Linked DNA regions of Mus musculus: region 1 is linked to region 2. The links are chromatin contacts, found by Hi-C or POLR2A ChIA-PET in ENCODE. All regions are on one chromosome and are shown on one strand. Each heading gives the region's core, a stretch centred on a gene start or an enhancer-like site at or near the end of the contact. The rest is flanking DNA. Distances are from core to core; before and after follow the strand shown. Region 1 holds the start of Snhg5 (small nucleolar RNA host gene 5). Region 2 holds the start of Syncrip (synaptotagmin binding, cytoplasmic RNA interacting protein).

Region 1 (2,886 bases), core at 287-2,786, 40 kb after region 2:
ATCCCAGTACTAAGACTGCATTTTTTTGTCTATGCTTTTTCTGGATGGTCACATCTAGTTTTCATTCGCACGTCTTGTGTCACTGGCTCTAAAATATAAAAATAAGAACACAGGCATTATGTTACTGCCAACATTAAAGAAGAACACAATAGTCCTTTGCAATGGTCCATCTCAGAAGCCAGATCCGTAAGTATGGTTTTTCAACAGGAATTCAGGTTCGGGATAGGATCATCATAGACTAGACCAACGACAGTAAGCTCAGCAGAAAACAAAACAGAGCACCACTCACATGCACTCCTGCTGCAGGATCTTCACAGGCGGACTGGCATCTCTCGCAAGTTCTTGTGTCACTGGCCCTAAAATATAAAAACAAAAACACAGGCATTACGTCATTGCCAACATTAAAGAAGAACACAATAGTCCTTTGCAATGGTCCATCTCAGAAGCCAGATCCGTAATTATGGTTTTTCAACAGGAATTCAGGTTCGGGATAGGATCATCATAGACTAGACCAACGACAGTAAGCTCAGCAGAAAACAAAACAGAGCACCACTCACATGCACTTCTGCTGTAGGATCTTCACACGCAGGCTGGCATCTCACTGGTCAGCATTCACTACAGAAAGAGGTACCATGACATGCTATGAGTAAGAACTGCATTAACAAGACTACCACTTAAACACAATGGTCTTCTCTCAGAAGCTGCATTTATCTTCAGGTCATCATCTTCGGGATGTATTTCATCACTGTTCTGACCCGGTATGTCTCACAACTGTTTGTACAATCAATTTGTACACCATGCATTCACAACAGTCACTCCAAATTGCAAAGGCCAGAGTAGTTTGGCCAGGACTACTTCACAATACATTTCCAGGAACCCGGATTCTTACTTCACAACGGTATGTTTGCATGCTTACAAGGGAAAAAATCTAGGCTTCAATACACACCCTTTAAAACGGTCATGTTTTAAGCATGTTTCTTTCATTTATCAATTCTCTCAGATGCTTTGGGCTCCCCTCCATCTAATATAATGAAAAATCAAAAAACAAAATTTAAGCATCACACATCACTTCCTATTGCACTATAACAATATTCTTAAAATATAGAAGCTGCATCGCCTTTACCTTGGTTTCTTCTTGTAGCTGCTTTGAAGACGCGAAGAACAATGGCGCCATTGTCCTTGTGAACGTGCATATAATAGGATGTCTCTTTCGGTGACTCTAGTACCTTCGGAACAGCACAAAAGGCTGCAAACCCTGCTGTAAAAACCTACCCACGCGGGGACTCAGGAACTAGAACGCATGCGGCCTTCAGTCAGGCCGCTTAGTACGAATCTCACTGGGGCCCAGACTCCAATCCCGAAATATCATTAGCTGCTGCGCACTTCTCCGAGGAAGTTTACACCAGTACCCTAAGTTCAAGTCTCAGAAGCCTCCAAATCCTCGTTGCACCCCTATATTTCACTTGGTCATCCGACTGTAACTCACTCACCGACAAGACAAAGAATATCTTAGGCTCCGTCGTAAAAGAACGAGCCCGGTTCACCGCAGCTCCTTTTATAGTCTCCTTTGTGCGAGATCGAGGCTGCCCCTCCCTCTGTCACTGATTGGACGCGAGAGTACGTGGGGGCGTGGCTTTTCATGAAGCAACGCGTGGGAGCGCGCGCCTTGGACCTCTTTTTTTTTTTACAGGCCATTCCGGGGCGTGGTGCGCGCCGCCCGCCCGCCGCCGCGTGCATCTCCGTTGCTGCGCGCGCTCCCGCTGGCTCGCCGCCACCGGTCTCTTCCGAGTCTGGCGGGGTGGCTCAGCTCGACGTGGCGTGGGAGTGGCGCCAGAATTCAAACGAACTGCCGCAGTTGGAGGCGAGGTCACCGCCTGCTTCGAGCCTAGTCGACACGGACGGTCGGCGGCAGGGAGTGGCCTTGACTTCGCCGCGCAGGCAGCTTTGAGCGCCGCTGGTGGAGAAGCTTGGTTGCTACGGTGGCCAGCGCTGCGCTTGTGTATTCAGCGGGGCAGCCGAAGGGACCTGGGAGGACAGAATTACGCGGGTGAAAACCGAAAAGCTCTCCGTTTATCCTTCCTGCATTCTGGGGGTGCCGCTGGTCTGCAGACAGCCATGCTGTCCAGTGCAGGCTTATCCAACGCCTGCTTGGGCGCTCAACCAGGTCCAACACCAGATTCCCCCGCCCCCCCAAGTCTCCCACTCCGGGAAACAGACACTAGTGACAGTTATACTGTCAGAATGCTGAGAAGTTAAACATTCCGTTTCACAGAGGAGAAAGCAAGTCAAAAGCCGCCAGTTGGCCTAAGGTCACATAGCTATCCTTTGCTATTTTTTAAGTTTCTCCCTTCTAAATTATCTGCAGAAAAAAACTTAAGACTTCAAAGGTCAAATATATAATTCAAAGTAATTTAAATGTATGGATACACACATTTGGATATTTTAGCACTTGGAAGCTCGGGTCTTTATTTTGTAGCATTTTTTACTAATTATGTGTGCATTTGCTGTCAGTTTACATTAACAGTTATCCTCTGATCACCATACTTATAGACTGTGGCATGCATGCCCTCACACACATCATGCACACATGTGATAGTAATGGTAATAAGTGAATAAAAGCCGTTTGGGTAAGAACATCACATAAGGTTTGCCATAGAAAGAAGGTAGGGAATAGAATCACATGGTAAAAGCTTGTCACAGCATCTGGTTAAGGACTGTGCCTCTGGGCTACATTTCAAGCCTGTGGTCTTAATTTGGTTCTTTTTAAATCTATGTGCCCAGGTACACACATGCATGCAGAGGCTGAAGGGCAGCCTTAGGTGTTATCCTCGCAAGCACCATTTATTCCCTTTTGAGATAGGGCCTCTTACTGATCTGGAGCTCAGG
Region 2 (2,765 bases), core at 196-2,695:
ATTCACTAGATTCTTCCTGAGCACCACCCCTGACTTCACCTGCTAACACTCACTGAGAAAAACCTTATTACAAATGAAGCCCAATCAGCACAGCGACCGGCCCAGCCTGCCACATGCAGCAGTTCCAAAACGGAGAATAAGGTGTGTGAAGCAAGCAACGCTGGGCTTGTCTCTCTCCAAGGTAAACCAGAAAGTGCGCTTTTCCCGCCTGCCGCTTATAGATCAGTAACAACAGCCAGCGAAGAACAAAGCGCTCACACAAGCCACCTTCCCACCACCCAATTCCTCCACCCTTCACCCCCACACCCCAAAGCCCGCCCCCGACTCCGCACCCGGAGCGGCAGCCTCGCCACTGCGGCCGCCAGGAACCCATTAGAAACACGTGCTCTGCGCCTTCAAATGTCCTACAACTTCCTTCAACGGAAACCCACCGAGTACCGGGCCAAGACGGTCATCACCGCCTCCCAACATCAACCCGCAGTCGCGGTGCGAGCCCCCTGAACCGTGCAACCGCACCATCTCGCCCCTCAACACTGAGGCCGCCGCGGCGCCAGGCCACGGGCTTTCCCCGCCCCCCAGCGCTGCCGTCTCCGCCGTGACACATGGCTCTCCGCCCCGGGCGCTCCCGGGCGCCCGCGACCCCCAGCCTCCCGCACCCCTCGGTGCAGTGGCTGCGGCGCCGAGGCCGACAGCCCGCGCGGGGAGGGCGTTCCGCCGCCAAGCACACGCCCGCGGGAGCCGAGCACCGCCCAAGCCCGCCGGCCGGTCGCGGGACAGCACCCCGCGCCTCTCCGCCCACTCCCGCGCCGCCGGCCACGACAGCACCAAGTCCGCCGCTCGCGCTCCGCGCGGGCCATCGGGCTGTCGAGGCGCCTCCTCCCGGAGCGCCGCAGACAAAGCCCAGCCGCGGCTGCACATGGGGAGAGGAGGAAGTGGCGGCGCGGCCGCGGCCTACTCTCCGGCAGCCCCGGCCAACGTGCTCTTCTCTCCCCCTTGGAATCCATTTTCCAGAAAAGCCGGTTTCTCCCCGCGCCGCCCTCCCCCAAGCACCCTCCACAATGTCACGGAGCTCCCCTCCCGGACCCGGGGGCCCGCGGTCGTTACCTCCCCGCGGGGCTGGGGCCGAGGAATCCTGTCCGACCGGGTCGGCTGGCGGGGAACGCGTGCTCGCTGCTCCCTGTGTCCGGCGCGAGTGGAGCTGTTGTAAAATGGCGGCCGAAGCTCACGCCGCTGGCAGCAAACCCGATCCAGTTCCACTCGCCTCCGAGCGCGCTCCCGGTGCGCGCGCGCCCCCGCGTGACCCCCCTTCCCTCCCCTCCCTGGCGCGTCCGCTTCTCTCCCTCACTCCCTCAGCTCAGCCCCTGCCCTCCGACAGCTCCTCCTTCTCCCCTCGCCACCTCCGCCGGCCGCTAGCCGCCCTGTCCTCTCAGCCTTCGTCCTTCCTTCCCTGCACCTCCTCCCCCAGCTTCCCCACTCCCGTCCGCGGCCGCTCACACACGAGTGGCCGCCCTTCTTCCTCTCTGGCTCTCTCTGGCTTCACGCCCTCCCTCGCTAGCTCTCTCTCGGCCCCGTCCCCAGTCCCTGCCGAGTCGCTCTTTCTCTCTCCCGCGCTGACGTGACGACGCAGACGACGCCGCGGGACGCGCGCCCGCGAGCCCCGCCTCTCGCCCCGCCCCTAACTCCCGGTCGGGGGGGGGGGAGAGACCCCGCCCTTCCGCCGCGGCGACAGCGAGGGGCCGAGTGAATGAGAGACCCGCCCTCTGTGCGGACACTCCCTCTCGCTCCGCGGGCGGGGCCGCCGGCTCGGCGTGTCCCACTCGTTCTTTGTCAGGAGACAAGCATATCCCCACCCCGCCCTCCCCGCCCCCCACCGCCCCACCGCCGGCCTGGGCTCCGAGGGTGCCCGACGTTGGCTGCCCGCTCTGCCGGGGCTGGGGCTGTCGCCGCCGCGGCCGCCCCGCGCCCTGGGCGCTGGAGAAGCTGCAGGCGCACGTGTCCCCCGGGGCGGGGCGAGGCGAGGCAGACAATGGGGCTGCGGGGGAGGGGAGCTGCACGGGGAACGGCGGAGCTCGGGGCCACCCGGTGGCGGGGCTGGAGTTCGGGAGTCACCCCGGGGAGCCCCGGCTTCCGCTGCTAGACAATGGGGTATCCCGCGGCCCGGCGCGCGCCGTCCTCCGCTTCCACGAATACCCTGGGCGGAGGGAGGGGCGCCGCGGGTTTGCGAGGAAATCCCTGTGCCTCCGGCTCGGGGATGACAGGGAGGCCAGATTTGGAAGCTTAACCGACCCGGTGGTGTTGGATTGTGCAATATTCCGTTTCTGTCCCTGGCCTTTTAAGCAGTTAAGTGCTCCTCCTGGCACACTTTGAACAACTTGAAGCAGCACAAAGCTGCGTGATTAGGACTACTGTGAGGGAAATGTGTTTCTTTTCAAGCATCTTGGCAATTAAATGTTATGTGAAGTGACATTTCCTTTGTAACCATTTACTATGGACAAGAAAGACAAGACAAAGGCGTTTGTATCTCAGGCGATATGGATACTAATTTTATCCAGAGCGACTGTAATGAAAAATGGCATTATCCTCTTTGAAAAAAAAAACAAAAAACTACAATTAGAAAGCTACTTGTTCTTCCAAATGAGCTTTATGCTATGATAAGCCAGTAAGTAGTCCAAGGAAACTTAGATAAACACTCTTCAAAGTGCCTAGACACATAAAATTGAGCTTTTTTTCTGTTGACAGGTGGATCAAGTAGGAAATATTTCTGA

What was found. A loop is a pair of places that touch in the nucleus more often than their neighbours do. ChIA-PET counts read pairs that join two places held with the same protein, here RNA polymerase II (POLR2A).
Region 1: a loop to region 2 is called in a map of left cerebral cortex, with 9 times the contacts of the local background. The contact joins the promoter of Snhg5 here to the promoter of Syncrip in region 2. A Hi-C loop is called at or near these places in 26 of 37 maps with a recorded cell type or tissue (CH12.LX, Patski, T-helper 1 cell and 10 more). POLR2A ChIA-PET finds 5 or more read pairs at or near these places in 5 of 5 experiments (Patski and embryonic stem cell).

What each region holds. Positions count from the first base shown.
Region 1 is chr9:88,521,361-88,524,246 of GRCm38, forward strand. Snhg5 (small nucleolar RNA host gene 5) reads right to left here and starts at 1,537. Exons shown (of 5, transcript NR_040721.1): 1 at 1,124-1,537; 2 at 947-1,021; 3 at 558-615; 4 at 290-356; 5 at 1-88. LOC115487267 (a small nucleolar RNA gene) reads right to left here and starts at 508; the gene lies at 437-508. LOC115487269 (a small nucleolar RNA gene) reads right to left here and starts at 240; the gene lies at 169-240.
Region 2 is chr9:88,480,952-88,483,716 of GRCm38, forward strand. Syncrip (synaptotagmin binding, cytoplasmic RNA interacting protein) reads right to left here and starts at 1,446. Exons shown (of 11, transcript NM_019666.2): 1 at 1,105-1,446.